2 separate regions of the Homo sapiens genome follow, and region 2 is linked to region 1. The links are chromatin loops, found by intact Hi-C in ENCODE. Cell type or tissue: ovary. All regions are shown on one strand. Links, peaks and the distances in the headings refer to the core of each region. The heading gives the core; the rest is flanking DNA.

Region 1 (7,180 bases), core at 986-5,985:
GTTGGCACACTTCCCTACAACTAGCCCTCGGGAGTAGGCACCAAATTGCCACCAAGAAAGCTCTGGGTGAGGGGTTAAGGGACAAATAATAGAGATTCCCTAGAACCAGGAGCTGAGGGGAATAGGGCTTCAATTACCAAGCATGGGGAGGTGCTATGCAAATAGCGTGCAAATTATATGCAAATGACCACAGGTTACTGATGAATCAACAATTTGAGCTTAAAAAGAAAAAATTTTGTAACTGGATCATATTATATGGTGTGAATCTCTTTTCTCTCTTGGTTTTCTGCCAAGTAGAAAGAAAGAAAATTTGTGGTTGACTGACCAAACCATGCCCCACTTGGTGATAGCCAGCAGACACCTGTATCCGGGTGCCCCAGACACGCCTCACCAGTGCTCGGTCAGTACGACTCTCTGTGCCCAGGGCCACATCTACCTTTGACTGGCATGTCAGGGCAGCAAGCCTGGTGCCTGGGGACCTCTGGCCAAGAGGAGTTTCGTAGACCCAGCAGCCTGCTGACTCCAGCCACGTAGAGGGGAGCAAAGCATGCTGTTCCTCCTGGAAGGGACCTGGGCAGTGCCACGCAGGAGCCCAGAATGGCCCAACACCTCAGCCAGGATCCCTGCTTGAGAAGTGAGGCCCCAGCAGCCTTTCCCTAACTCAGGAGAAAGGCTCCTCTCCATGGGGCAGGACACTCCCAGGCACTGCTGGTGTGTGGCTGTCAAGGAGCCACGCTGAGCCAGTGGGGGCATCTGTGGTCATGGCCCTGAATCAGAAGTGGGGACAGGTCTAGCCCACAGCAAGAAAGTGAGAGGTTAGACTTCTGGAAGATAGGCTTGAGGCTCAACTGTGTGTGTTCCGTAAACCTGGCCAATTCAATCAACGTTTACTGAGGGTCTGTGATGTGCCAGACACTGAGCTGGGCATTCTGAAGAATTTGCAGAAATAGATAAGATGTGGATGCTGCCTTGAGGCACCAACACTGCACCAGAGGAGTAGAAACATGTATAGATATAACTTCACAGTACTTAGACACCTCCTGGGAGATGTGTTGCGTATGTGTTTGTGTGCGTGTTTCTTCGTGTGTATGTGTTGACACCGAATGACACCTAAGAGCGTGAGTGGCAGGAGTAGGGCTCACCTATCCAGCCACACTTGAGCCATATGTTAATAGTGACAATAAAACTACAAATAAGACCTCCCTATGGCTTGCATATATGAGGCATAATATTAATACAAGTGCTTCGCATATATGAGTTCATTAAATTATTCCAATAACCCTAGGGAGTAGGCACTATTATTAATGTTCCCTTTTATACATAAGGACATTAAAGCTTAAAGCGGTTAGGTAAGTGACTTTTGCACAGCTAGAAATTCCCAGCAAGGATTTGAACTCAGGCCCATGGCAGCCTCTGTGCAGGTCCCTGCCTCCACCCTCAAAGGACAGCTCCCCAGGACCCCAGCTCCAAAGCCACAGCAGCTGCCTCCTGAAGGAATAAGTCTGCTGTTCCCACCAGTGCAGCCATCCCAGCCCCACAGGGCAAGTAGGGTGCATTCTGTCACAGCAAGACGGGACCTTTGGCTCACCTTAACACTCACTCAGCAGACAGAATTTCTCCAGCAGCCTTCCTACAGCTGGACATCTGCATGAGTTTCCAAATGTGGCAACACTTCGTTATAATGGCCAGGCTCAGAGGCCCCGCTCTTCTAATGCACTGAGACCAGCTTTATATGTGCAGCCCAGCAGCAACCTGGGACTAATGGCAGCATGTGGGCCCCTCAGTGGATGAGCCTATGGGGCTTCTGGCTGTGTTCCCTTATTCACCCCACCTTCCCTGGAAAACCTGGAGGGTGGAGGGAGGTAGACAGGGCAGAGAGACTGGCATCAAGCCACTGGGCATGGGGAATCAGGAAGGAAGGCAGATAATTAGATCACACTTCTGAGTGAGCTTCAAGGAGACCCTCTGAGTCTTAGTTTCCCCCTTTAAAAGCTCCTGCTCCACCTCCCTTACAGCGGCGTGATGATAACAGGAAAAAATCATGCATGTAAGAAAGGCTTTGAAAAGTTAAATGTGCACAAATGTAACACAAAGGGAGAAACATGGGTCCCTAGGCCTGCCCGGGCAAGGGGCCAAGTGAGGTCAGAGGCCCTACATCCCAGAGAAGCTATGCCGGGGGTGGCAGGTGCTGGAGATGGCCAGAGCTCCCCAGGAGAAAAGGAATCTACTGGGGGCAAGAATTCAAAGAGGGGGCAAGCATGCCTCACAAGAGCGTCCCAGCAGGGCCAGTCCCTGGCAATATGCCCAGGCACTCGCTGGCACTTGGTGGCCCAAGGCACTGCCTGGTGATGAGATTGTGGCCTGGCAGGGAGCTCCAACATGGGCTGGACACCCACACTGAGGACGGCACCAGCAGGCCACCCATCCCAGTGCTGCCTGGGAGCAGCACAAGCACCTCTACTGTGACCAGCAAAGAGGTGGTTTTGCAACAGAACAGCAATATGAGAAGTAGGCACCAGCATTTTTCCTTCCTCCTGTCTGTAACAGAGGTCCCATAAGTGGGAGTGAGGCAAAGGTAATCAGACTGTTGGGTTCAGCTGGAAAGCCCTGGAAGGAACAGCTGGCTAGCACAGAGATACCTGGTGAATGAGAGAGCCAAAGCGTGCCTTTGGGAAGCCTGCCGTGGTCTGGCTGGAGAAGCAGCACTCCTGCCCCTGTTGTGCCACCCTCAGTATGTTCCCACCCCACCCTAACTCTCTTCTCTGCCTCTTCCTCTTCCTCTTCCCTGGGACTGGCAGAGCTCAGCTCATTCCTACCCAGCACTCACTGTGACCCCATCTTAGTGGCTCTTCCAAATCTCCCACCTCCACCCCAGGCCTGACAGGCAGCCTCAGGTTCCCTGGCTGCAAGAGCTTCAGCTCTGAGGTCATGGGCACTGGTAAGTTCACAGTACAGTCCTCCAGCCACCCATCCCCCTCCTGTTTCTCTGGCCCTGCAGAGCGGAGCACGGAAAGGCAGAGTGAGGACTGGAGCACGATGGCCCAAAGAACATCTGGCTTACTTGGGGTCTTATGCTCTACCTTTTTTCCTTTCTAGATGGCCCTCAAGCCAGCCATCATGTGGTGCTGCGAGTACCTTCGGCGCTGTGGACTCACCGGAGAGGGATCTTGACCCGGAGGTAGCGGTCCACAGCAATTGCCAGCAGGGCCAGGATGGAGCTCTGGGTGAGGATGAGGACCGGACAGGCAACCATGAGGCAGGTGTGGAAGTAGGTCTGTGGCCCAATGTTGATGAGGATGGCGAGGGGGATGACCAGGGCACCCACGGCCACATCAGCCACCGCCAGCGACACGATGAAGCAGAAGGTGGCATCCCGCAGCGCCTGGTTCACCTTCACCGCCCAGATCACCAGCACGTTCCCGGGCACAGAGACCAGGGCGATGAGCACCTCGATGCCGATGTAGGCGGCCTGGAAAGCTGAGATGGAGGGCGGCATGGCGGGCACAGGCTGGGCACATCAGCAGACGGGCACCAAGGGGCACGAGGCAAGCACCTGTGTGGTCAGGGAAGCCTGGGATGGGGAGACCCGTCTGGGAGGGGCAGGGAGCTCAGGCTGCCCTGGAACTCCAGGTACCCTGTGATGTGTCCCACTTGTCACATGCAGCTCCTACCCAGGCTGGAGGGGCACCCGGACCCTTCTCTGCCTAATCTTTGTCCCTTCCCTTTATCATTCCCAGAGGTTCCATTCAGCAACTTAAAATAGCAGCGCTCACTCCTCCACTGGCTTTTTTATCAGGTGTGAGGCAGCTCCCAGCGCGCGCGCACACACAGACACACGCACAGAGGGGTCTCCCATGACTGGCTCTGCCCACCCCTGTGCACAGAACAGGATGCAGGGAGCTCACCATCCTGCCTGCTGGCCGGCAGGGGTCCCAGAGGCAGTGCCCAAAGTTCCAGGGAACAGAGCTCCGGGCCGCGCGCGGTAGGGCTGGGCTGGGCTCTGGACAACGCGCGGCAGCTCATAGTCCTCCGGCTCCCGCCGCAGCGCTCCCAGCCCGGCCTTTCAAGCAATCACATGGTACGGCAGAGACTCAGCCCCGGACGCTTTTAAAGAGGTAGCGCCCCTGTTTCGCACCTGGGACTGGGGTGGCAGACGTGGGTCTGGGGACGGAGCCCAGGACAAGGCTGGGGCGTTTCTCCCTATTCCCCAGCGTGCCCGCACCTGCCCTGCGCCCACCCACTTGAGACCCGTCTGGTGCCTGGATCTTAGCAGTCCTCTGGTCCCGTTCCAGCTCTGTCGGGGAACCTTGCCCATGGCCTGCCCCAAGGGGGCATTCCGGTCTCTTCTTTCAACCCTCTCCTGCACCCCCATTGGGGAGCCCCAGGGGTGAACCGAGACTCAGACTTACCCAAGGTCACCAAAGCTGGCAGAGCTCCCGGCTGCCTGACTGTTCTGTCCAAGTGCCCCCACACCTCGACGCCTTCAGCAGCCGCTAGCTCCAGGGATTCCTGGGGAAGCCAAGGCCGGCCGGTAAGCTCCAGAGGGATGGTAGCTGGCTGGGACTCGACTCGGGCGCCTGCGGCTCTGTCGCCCCCGGCGCAGGAGCTGAGTGACAATCGGGCTCCGCACACCGGGAGGGGGCGGGGGCGGCGGCGGCACCCGCCAGCCCCTCCCTCCTCATCCTCCGTCTCCTCCCCCACCCCCTCCTCTTAACAAAGGAAGTGATACTGGGTGAGAAAAGCTGGAAAAAATGTGAGCTTTTCGAAGGGCCTGGTGTGTGCGCCCAGCCTCAGGACTGGACAGAGGCGCATCCTTCCTGTGTCCACTCTCTCCCTTCTCAATGCAGGACTCCTGGGAGCCCTGGTCTGGCCTCCAGCGACCCCTCACCCCTCACGGCACAGCATCTCTTCTGCAGGACTTCAGAATGCCCCCTCTGGGATCTCCCAAAGCAGTCGGTAGCCCTGGCACCCTCCCCCAATCCTAAAACCCTGCTCTCTCCATGAAACCAGTCCCTGCATCTTCTCATCCCATATTGTTTTGCAGGCTCTACCCTGAGTCATTATATTCCTTTCTCATCCATCTTTCAGAATTGCCTTTTAGTCTATTAGCAATTTCTATTTTGCAGATAAGGATGCTGAGGCTCAGGGAAGTGACCTAGCTTCCCAGGATCTCCTGGCAGTGTAACCCGCTCTGCGCTCCTTTTCCTTCCTCCTTCTTCCTCTTCATAGCACAGCGCTAAGCCATAAGGCATCCAGTCCAATCCCCTCATGTTACAGATAAAGAAGCAGGCTCAGGGAAGCAAGGGACTTCCGGAGGGTCACAGGGCAAATCCTAACAGGACCAAAATAAGAATCCCAGGCTCCTGACTCTCTCCACTGGGTCCAGACCCCTCCCCTGGCCACCTTCTGCCAGTTTCGGTTTAGGCAGTCCACTGATATTAACTAATGACCAGACCCTGGACATGGATGGATGCCTCGCAGAGATCCCAACCTGAGAAATCCTTGTTTGTGGGTATTGGGCAAGGGTTCTAGGAAGGCAAAGAGAGTCAGGCTGGGGACCCCAATGTTAGCTAGCCACAACCCAACCTGGCCTCTGGGGGTACTGCCCCCCTCACTGGATCTCAGAATGCAAGGAAAAGGGTTCTGCCCAGAGGAGGGTGGGCACGTTGCTCCCATTGGGGGCTGCACTGAATCACAGTGAGGAATGATGTGGGACCCGGAACCTGGGTAGCTGGGAGGCAGGGAGGAAGGGCAGTTGAGTCTTCTGAGGAGGAGGGGGAAGCCCTCTGTGGGGAAAAATAACTTCCATTTCTGCCTTTAGGGGGAGCAAGGAATCAGTGCCTCAGACAGCAAAATTACATTCCTTCCCTAGAAGCTAGTTGGAGAAATTAGGAAGTGTAAACTCTCCTTCCTCCTCGTCCCCTTGCACTTCCCCTGCTGACTTTGTCAACACGCCCAACAGCACCTGACGTCCTGCCTACTCCCCCTGCCACCCAGACATGCAGGCCTTTGCGACCATCCCCTGCCTCTCCACCCTTTGCTTGACTTAAGCCATTTTTGGCTCAAGGCTTTCTCTCTCAGTTTACACTCAGCTTCCCAATGGTCACTCAACTAGATGTCAGAAGAGACTGTGAAGACCCAGATGGGCCCAGCTTGGGGACGGGGATGGGTGAGTGGGGTCACCCTGTCTAACTATTGACAGCATCTTCAGCTCTGGAGGGCAACTGAGCACCCACCACCACCTCCCATACACATACACTCCCACCTCCGATTCATCTTACCACAGGTTGCTGACATGTAGTGGATGCATTTGCATAATGCCTGTAGGTAATTTGTTTCTCAGTTCTGGGCAAAATAAGCCAAAATCTTCTTCCCTTATCTTCTCCATCCTTCCACCCCTGCCTGTTCCCAGCCTCAGGGATTAGACCAGCCTATTTGACAACAGAACTGGCCAAGGCAGGGTCTATTCCAGAAAGCTGCCTTGGGGGAAGCACACGGTCTCCTCAGTCCTCTGGCTTGACACGGAGGTAGGAGGGTCGGTGCTGAGATCTCCTGGGCAGCAGGGTCATTTGGTGCGGTGAAAAGAGCACTTGACCGAGAGTCAGAAGAGCTGGAAGCTGGCTTCTAGGCTCTACTCTGCCACTCACTGGCTGCGTGACCTCAAGCAGGCCACTTTTCCTCTCCTGGCCTCAGTTTACCCATCCTACACCAACAGCTGGTAAGTCCATTCCAAGGTGCGAGAGATGGGCTGAGATGGAGACCACAGAACTTGGTCCTTCCCCCTGGAAGTCTTCTAACTCCCAGCTCCCCTGTGAGGCACAGAGAGCAGGGCTGAGAGAAGGGGAAGTTTGTGATGGAGGCGAGTAGAGGAAGAGGCAAGGTCACAGATCTATAACGAGGAAAGGACAATGAGGGAGGCTGTAGGCAGAACAGATGGAGCCAAGGTGTCTGGAATGTATCCTGAGTCAAAACTCTCTGGCTTTCACAGTGTGTCCAGGACCCTTAGACAAGATGACCCTCCCCACACCAGGGTCCCCTCACACACTGCAGCCATGCAACCCTCCAAGCTTCACCTGCCTTCAAAAGCTGAGCCTTGGTTTCCCCACCTGTAACAGCAGTGTAGGAATACCCCTCGGTGTAGGATGGTTATGAGAACATAATGAGCTGGCTTTTGGAAAGC
Region 2 (7,180 bases), core at 1,005-6,004, 87 kb before region 1:
AAGAACCTCCTGATTCTCCAGGCTTCCTCAGACAGGAATTTTCCAATCTCTAGTCTCCTCCTGGTGAGGAAGGGAAGGTGCCTGCAAGAGCCTCCCTCCTCCTCCCCAGTGCTGCCTTCTGCTCCCACAGGTCTGCTCCTGGAAGGGGGCCACCAAACAGAGAATCCAGGATCAGAAGGTGCCCTACATCTTCCGGGACAACCAGTGGGTGGGCTTTGATGATGTGGAGAGCTTCAAAACCAAGGTGAGGCCCAGCTCTGCTGGCAGAGGGGTGGTCCTAGTGAACAAGTCCTGTCAATGACATGGAATGAGGACAGTTCAGGACCTCAAGGGTGAGTCTCCTTTAAATGTCCCAACATTTCATAAATCTCCACGTGATAGTATTTTGTACCTTTACTACCTATTGACTCAGAAAAGACAAAATGACAAAAAATTGCTCTACATTTAGTAGCACTCTGGAAAGTATTTCTATTTTATTAAATACCATACAAATTCTACAGACATATGAAGAGGAGAAATACACATGGTGAGACATATAGCTTTCTTCAGCCCATTGGCAATATCTGGTGCATGTCCAAATTACAGACCTTTTGCTTTACTTATAGGACCCCCTTCTCCTGCCCAATATTGGTGCATTTACCTGGTTTCATGCCATTTTCCCCTGTGAAACTGTTAGCTCCTGAAGACGGATGCTTCACTAGTTTATCTGTACATCCCACATCAACTATCATGTGTGGCTGACAGCGGCAGCTTCTAGAGGTGGACAATTGCAGGGGGGCACGATCCTGGCTGGGGAGATGGGAGAAGGGGTCACGGTGGAAGGGTATTTCAGATAAGTCCTAAAGCATAGAAGGTGGCCATTCTTAGGGGTGAGGGAGCGGGCAACTGCACAAGCAAAGACGCGGGTGCAGAGAAAGTAAAGGCTGGACTCTGAAAACAAAGTGTAGGCCCACATAGCTGGACCCCCAAGCAGGGCAGGTAGAGGAAGGGAGCTAGCTGAAAGGGAGGCTGGGGCCAGCAAGGGATCAAGCACCATGGCCCCCTGGCAGGGTTAGAGGACAGAGAATCCCACTCTGAGGGAACACACAGTCATACCCTCAGGAAGCCTCAGGAATCTGGTGGAGGGAAGATGGCTCTCAGGGAAGACAAAGACATGAAGACAGAGAAGCAAGCCTTGATTGAGATCTTTTGGAAATCTGAGTTGTTCCCTATGGTAACTGGACTTACCTTGACCTTGACCTTGACCAGCATACAATACCCTTAAATAAAGCAGCTCAGCCCACACATGACCAAGCGGTGAAGGGTTCCCACTTAGGGAGGTGCACACAACTGACACTATTCCTCCCGACTGCACCCACCCCACCCCAGGTCATGCTTACGTTAAGACAAGGAGACTGCAAAATGACTGATGTCCAAGCAGCATGAGGACTCAGCATCCAGGCTCCCAGCCCAAGGCTGTCTCCAGAATCTACAGCCACTCACAGGCCTGAGGCTGCTGGAGCAAAAAGGGCCCTGTCCAGAAGAGGTAGCCAGGCTCTGGGGTGGCCGGGTCAGGCTTCCCCGGGCTCCTCCACTGCATCCCCTCCCTGCACAGGTCAGCTATCTGAAGCAGAAGGGACTGGGCGGGGCCATGGTCTGGGCACTGGACTTAGATGACTTTGCCGGCTTCTCCTGCAACCAGGGCCGATACCCCCTCATCCAGACGCTACGGCAGGAACTGAGTAAGTAAGGGGCCCAGGGCCAGTGGTGGAATTTGGAGGTGGGGTACAAACACAGCTCCATGCATCCAATGAACTGTAGGTCCCGGGTCCTTCTGAGGAAATGACTTTGCCCCAATACTGTAATTTCCCAAGCTTCATGTACCCGCAGGAGCTAAGGAAACTGTCAAAACAATTTTCCTTTTTGCGGTCTTTCTCTTCCTGGTTGTAGCAATGCCTGCCCAGGGTTGTTGTAACCGTGGCTTCCCTCCAGAGGGCCCCCAGACTGGGAGCAGCACCTTGTTCCTCTCTTACCTGGGAGAAAGCCTCCCCTTAGCCTGCAGCGTGGCACCCCCACCTGCCCTCAGCAGTATATGGTTGTGCTTGCAGATGGGTAAAGCCTTAACTGCCTGTCACATGTGAGGCCAGGTGTTGCCTGTGGCACTGTGCTTCAGCTGTAGGTATGGCTGTTGTCTGGCTGTTCTCTGCCTGGGGTATCTGGCTGTACTCAGCCTGTAGGGCATGTGGTGCTGGGCTGCTGCCAGCCAATGGTTGCTGCCTGTGTGCTCTGCCTGTGGGTTTGGGATCTCTTCGGGGGAGCCTTGGTTGAATCTTCACTGTCTTCCCAGGTCTTCCATACTTGCCTTCAGGCACCCCAGAGCTTGAAGTTCCAAAACCAGGTCAGCCCTCTGAACCTGAGCATGGCCCCAGCCCTGGACAAGACACGTTCTGCCAGGGCAAAGCTGATGGGCTCTATCCCAATCCTCGGGAACGGTCCAGCTTCTACAGCTGTGCAGCGGGGCGGCTGTTCCAGCAAAGCTGCCCGACAGGCCTGGTGTTCAGCAACTCCTGCAAATGCTGCACCTGGAATTGAGTCGCTAAAGCCCCTCCAGTCCCAGCTTTGAGGCTGGGCCCAGGATCACTCTACAGCCTGCCTCCTGGGTTTTCCCTGGGGGCCGCAATCTGGCTCCTGCAGGCCTTTCTGTGGTCTTCCTTTATCCAGGCTTTCTGCTCTCAGCCTTGCCTTCCTTTTTTCTGGGTCTCCTGGGCTGCCCCTTTCACTTGCAAAATAAATCTTTGGTTTGTGCCCCTCTTCCCAAAGATGTGGTGACTTAAGAGGCTCTCTAAGCACACTGTTGACTCCAAAACATCCGCAGGTCAGAGCCAGGTGGGAAGGTGGTCCGTGCAGGATGTGCCAGGCCCTGTGGCAGGTCTTGCCCCATGAGTCCATATGCCAGTGGGCAGTTTCCAGTACACAGGTGATGGCAGCCAGAGCGCGGCCCCAAGTGCAACACGTTCTTTGGTTATTGGCTCAGAAGCCTGGAAACAGGAGCTTCTGCGGACCTTCACGCACGTGTTATTCCCAAAATGCCACTAGATGGCAGCAGAGAAGAACTTTTCCCTGATTTAAGCGCTCTGCGAGCAGCCACTCAGCATTACACTAAGAATTCAGACCCCTGGTACTCAGGGGTCTTCGAGATAAATCCTGTTTGGGCCCTTTGCAGGCCCTATCTCACCTACTGCCCCCGTTCACCAGATGAAGAAGGAACAATGATTATTCTCACTTTATAGGCATTTAAACTGAAGACTGATTCTAACCAATTCTGAGTCCAGAACCAAGGCCTGAAATGGGCCAGAGAGCATGCACACGGTGTCCTGGTTAAATAAAGTCATCCCAACATTCCTGGCTGCTTTGGGCTGCACCTTGGTCATTCTGTTTGAAGAAAATCTGCACAAAGCCTAATGGTCCAGCCTGTTATTCACTCCAAGCTGGTTTCTGGTTGGGACTTGGGAAGGCAGCTGGGGACTGGGACAGGTGAGATGAGGGGGAGGCAGCTTGGCCCCCCATGTGAGTCAACCCAGCACCAGAGCGCAGGAACAGTGTCCCCGTCACTCCGGCAGCCTGCCTGTCCATGGGCATTTTGAAACCTGCTCTCCTCAGTCCAGAGCACAAGCTGCTTGAGCACGTGCTCCGCCCCCTGAGGTCTCAATTGAGGGATACACCAACCACATCCCAACGAGCTGTTAGGAGTGGAGTCCAGGTGCAGGGGTGACTTCTGGCGTGCTGCACTCCAGCTGTGTGACTTCAGGCAAAGAAGCAGAGCCTCAGTCCTCTGCTGTAGGATGGAAGAAATGTGAGGAGTCAGTGAAGTCGTGCACGCCTGCCCTATGATCAGTGCTCATTCCCTCCCTCCCTCTTCCCTTCTCAGCCCTTTCTTCAACTTCTGTGAGCTGGGTTTGTCAAGGATTTAGCAAAAACTGTAGTCTCCTTTTAGCAGAATGCGCCCTCCTACAAGCATCCAAATAACCAAAGTCCTCCCTGAGTACGCAGTCTTACACCTGCACTACTGTTACCCTCAGGAAAGCATTAGCCACAGCCTCTCTCTGGTCTTCACATCCACCCTGCTCCTCTACAAACTCATGGCCACTCCCTCAGCTAGAACCAGCATCATCTCATATCTGGACCCACCTTCTATCTGGCCTCCCTGCTTCCTGCCCACCCCCTCTTCCAGTCAGCCACCACATCGCAACCAGTTTAATCTTTCTAAAATAGAGATCTAAGCCTGTCAGTTCCCCTGCTTAAAAACTAAGCAAGGGAAGTGACAGGCTTCCCCTGCCCAAAGGAGAAAGTCCCCACCCATCAGCACAGGGTTGAGACACTTTATCAGGCCCTCGTGTCTTCTCCGGTCACTTCTCCTGCCGTCCCCACCCCAGTTCAGTTGCTGGGTACCCCTGATGTCAGCATTAACCTCAACCATCATGCCAGCTCCTCATGTGGGACTCCCACAGCCCTCTGTCACCCGGCTAGCTCAGGCCCACGCCATTTTCTGAATGAATCCTGTCTAGGACAGAAACAATGAGAGTTCTCGAAAAGCTATTTGTGTTCAGATTATCTCTTTTTGTTTGTTTTTGTTTTGTTTTGTTTTTTGTTTGTTTGTTTGGTTTTTGTTTTTTGGGTTTTGGTTTTTTTCTTTTTTTTTGAGACAGAGTCTCGCTCTGTTGCCCAGGTTGGAGTGCAGTGGCGTGATCTCGGCTTACTACAACCTCCACCTCCTGGGCTCAAGCGATTCTCCTGCTTCAGCCTCCCGAGGAGCTGGGACTACAGGCACCTGCCACCACACCAGGCTAATTTTTGTATTTTTAGTAGAGACGGGGTTGCTGTTGTTTGCTTGAGACAAGGTCTCTCTCTGTCACCCAGGCTGGAGTGCAGAGGCACGATCACAGCTCACTGCAGCCTTGACCTCCTGGGCTCAGCTGATCCTCCCACCTCAGCCTCCCAGGTAGCTGGGACTACAGGTACACACCACCATGCCCTGCTAAATTTTGTATTTTATGTAGAGGCAGGGTTTTGTCATGTTACACAGGCTGGTCTCCAACTCCTGGGCTCAAGTGATCCTCCTGCCTTGGCCTCCCAAACTGTTGGGATTACAGGTGTAAGCCATTGTTCCCAGCCAGATTGTCTCCTTTGACTCCACCTTGGCCTTGAAGCCCCATGTGGCTGGAGTCTTCCTGCTGCTGCTGAGTTTCTCAGCACACACCAAGTGTCCATGCAGGCCTGGTGTCCAGCTGGACACAGCAGGGACAAGAGCCGGGGCTTTACTTTCCTGAGGCTAACATTCTGTTGGGGGAGGCAGACAGTGAACAAACGTGCACATAAGACCTTTCCAGGCAATAATGAGTGCTGAAAGGAAACAAGATATGGCTAGAGAGTGAAGGATGGCGGTGAGGGGACTGCTGTGCACAGTGTGGTCACAGAAGGCTCAGTAGAGGCCACATTTGAGATGAGATCCCAAGTCAAAGGAAGATTTGCCCATGCACTTTTGAGATCCACAGTCCTCAGGGGTAAATCTGGGTGCAATTCTTCCCTGGCTGCCTTTGTTAACCCAGCTTATAGGACATGGTCCTGCCTTGGTCCCCTCTTCTAAATGTCCCCAAGAGGCCCTGCCTTGGCCCCATTTCTCCCCTGGCACAGGTGCCTCGTGTAGGCCCTTAGTCTGATGGCGGTGATCATGGCCCCATGGACAAGTCCTCCAGAGCAATGACTGCTCCCCTATCCTTTATGTCAACTGTCACCTCAATCCCCACTTGCCTGGTGGCCTTTTAGTTAATACCGACTGAGGTTAGGGCTCCCGGCCACTGCCCCAACCTGTGGACTGTACCTTCAGAGTCAACCTTTGGTGACTGCCCCAGCCTCTGTCATGCCCTTATGCCCAGTGCATGGTCCACGTGCATGGTCCAGTACAACATCCTCCCTCTCCTCTGCCCCAGGTTGCTGCTAGGAAAGCACCCTTGGTGTCCCATATCCAGTGTGGTGACCTGTATCCCAGGGGACCATCGGGAGTCTCCAAACAAGCCATGCCTTCCTCCAGCGCATCTCCACCTGTGCTTCACTTCTGCCTGTGCCATCCCTCCTTTCCCCACCGGGCCACTGCCAGTCACCCTGAGACAGTCAGCTCCTGGGTTACTCTTGCAGGAAACATCCTCGGGTGCCCTGGACATCAGTGACTGCCTCCCTGCCACACTAGACCACTGGGCCACCACACTGACATATGCTGCCACCGTGATCTGTGTGGATGTTAGACTCCTCCCCTAGGTTCCGAGCTCCTAAGGTCAAGCACAATGTCTTAAGTGGTCCTCTCCAATCATGACACATGTTTGAGGCTCAGTAAATATTGAACCATGTAATTTCTGACTTTTTTTCTTCTTTTACCCTCAGGTGCAGAAATCACTTAGAGGATTTCCAGACTGAAGTGCTATTTCATGACAAGAGCACTACTCTCCCAAGCCCTTCTATTGAATACCACTGACTCTTTTAATATTAGTGTCCAGCCATTAGTCCTTCCTTCAAAGAGACAGGGGAATTAACATTCGTTGCATGACCAGAGACCATACTAAGCATGTATTAGACATCCAATAAATAGTTACTGAATGAATAGTAAGTGAATTAACCTGTGTCGTTTAATCCTCACGGTACCCCTGCAAAGGACGTGTCATTTTCTGTTTCCCTTGGGTTACACAAGCAGTATGTGGCAAAGCTGCAATTAATTAGCTGATTAATTAATTATTGAGACAGAGTCACTCTGTCACCCAGGCTGGAGTGCAGTGGTGCAATCTTGGCTCACTGCAGCCTCCGTCTCCTGGGTTCAAGTGATTCTCGTCCCTCAGCCTCCCAAGTAGCTGGGATTAAAGGCGCATGTCACCACACCCAGCTAAATTTTTTGGTATTTTTAGTAGAGATGGGGTTTCACTATGTTGGCCAGGCTGGTCTCGAACTCCTGACCTCAAGTGATCTGCCCACCTCAGCTTCCCAAAGTGCTGGGATTACAGGCGTGAGCCACCACGCCTGGCCTAAAACTGCAATTTAGATGCCAGTCTAGATGAGACCCAGAGCCCAGGTTTGCTTTCTAGAACACTGCTGTCTTTCCTCCCCCAGGTTAAAATCATATGTATTTCTTTTATCTCCTTACCCTGCTATTTGGTGT

The links. Hi-C counts contacts between places; a loop is a spot of excess contacts. Peaks named below come from ENCODE experiments on the same cell type or tissue, not always from the same donor. Only the 100,000 strongest peaks of a DNase experiment are listed, where the experiment ranks them.
Region 2: it touches region 1 in a loop (3-fold over the local background); 100 of 110 quality-filtered maps call a loop at or near these places.

The regions. Positions count from the first base shown.
Region 1 is chr1:203,125,158-203,132,337 of GRCh38, reverse strand. It overlaps ADORA1 (adenosine A1 receptor), which reads right to left and starts at 4,612. Exons shown (of 4, transcript NM_000674.3): 1 at 4,410-4,612; 2 at 3,906-4,060; 3 at 3,156-3,553. The coding sequence starts at 3,496. RefSeq lists an enhancer at 3,908-4,888. In ovary, for the core only: no CTCF peak of the experiment used is centred there; DNase peaks (open chromatin) are centred at 2,307 and 4,057; H3K4me3 peaks cover 891 bases.
Region 2 is chr1:203,212,280-203,219,459 of GRCh38, reverse strand. It overlaps CHIT1 (chitinase 1), which reads left to right. Exons shown (of 11, transcript NM_003465.3): 9 at 131-244; 10 at 1,595-1,721; 11 at 2,327-3,381. The coding sequence ends at 2,571. LOC124904485 (a long non-coding RNA gene) reads left to right here and starts at 5,973. Exons shown (of 2, transcript XR_007066797.1): 1 at 5,973-6,307; 2 at 6,415-6,637. RefSeq lists enhancers at 1,860-2,615, 2,616-3,371, 3,372-4,128. In ovary, for the core only: a CTCF peak has its summit at 3,063 (motif pointing right); DNase peaks (open chromatin) are centred at 3,057 and 3,569.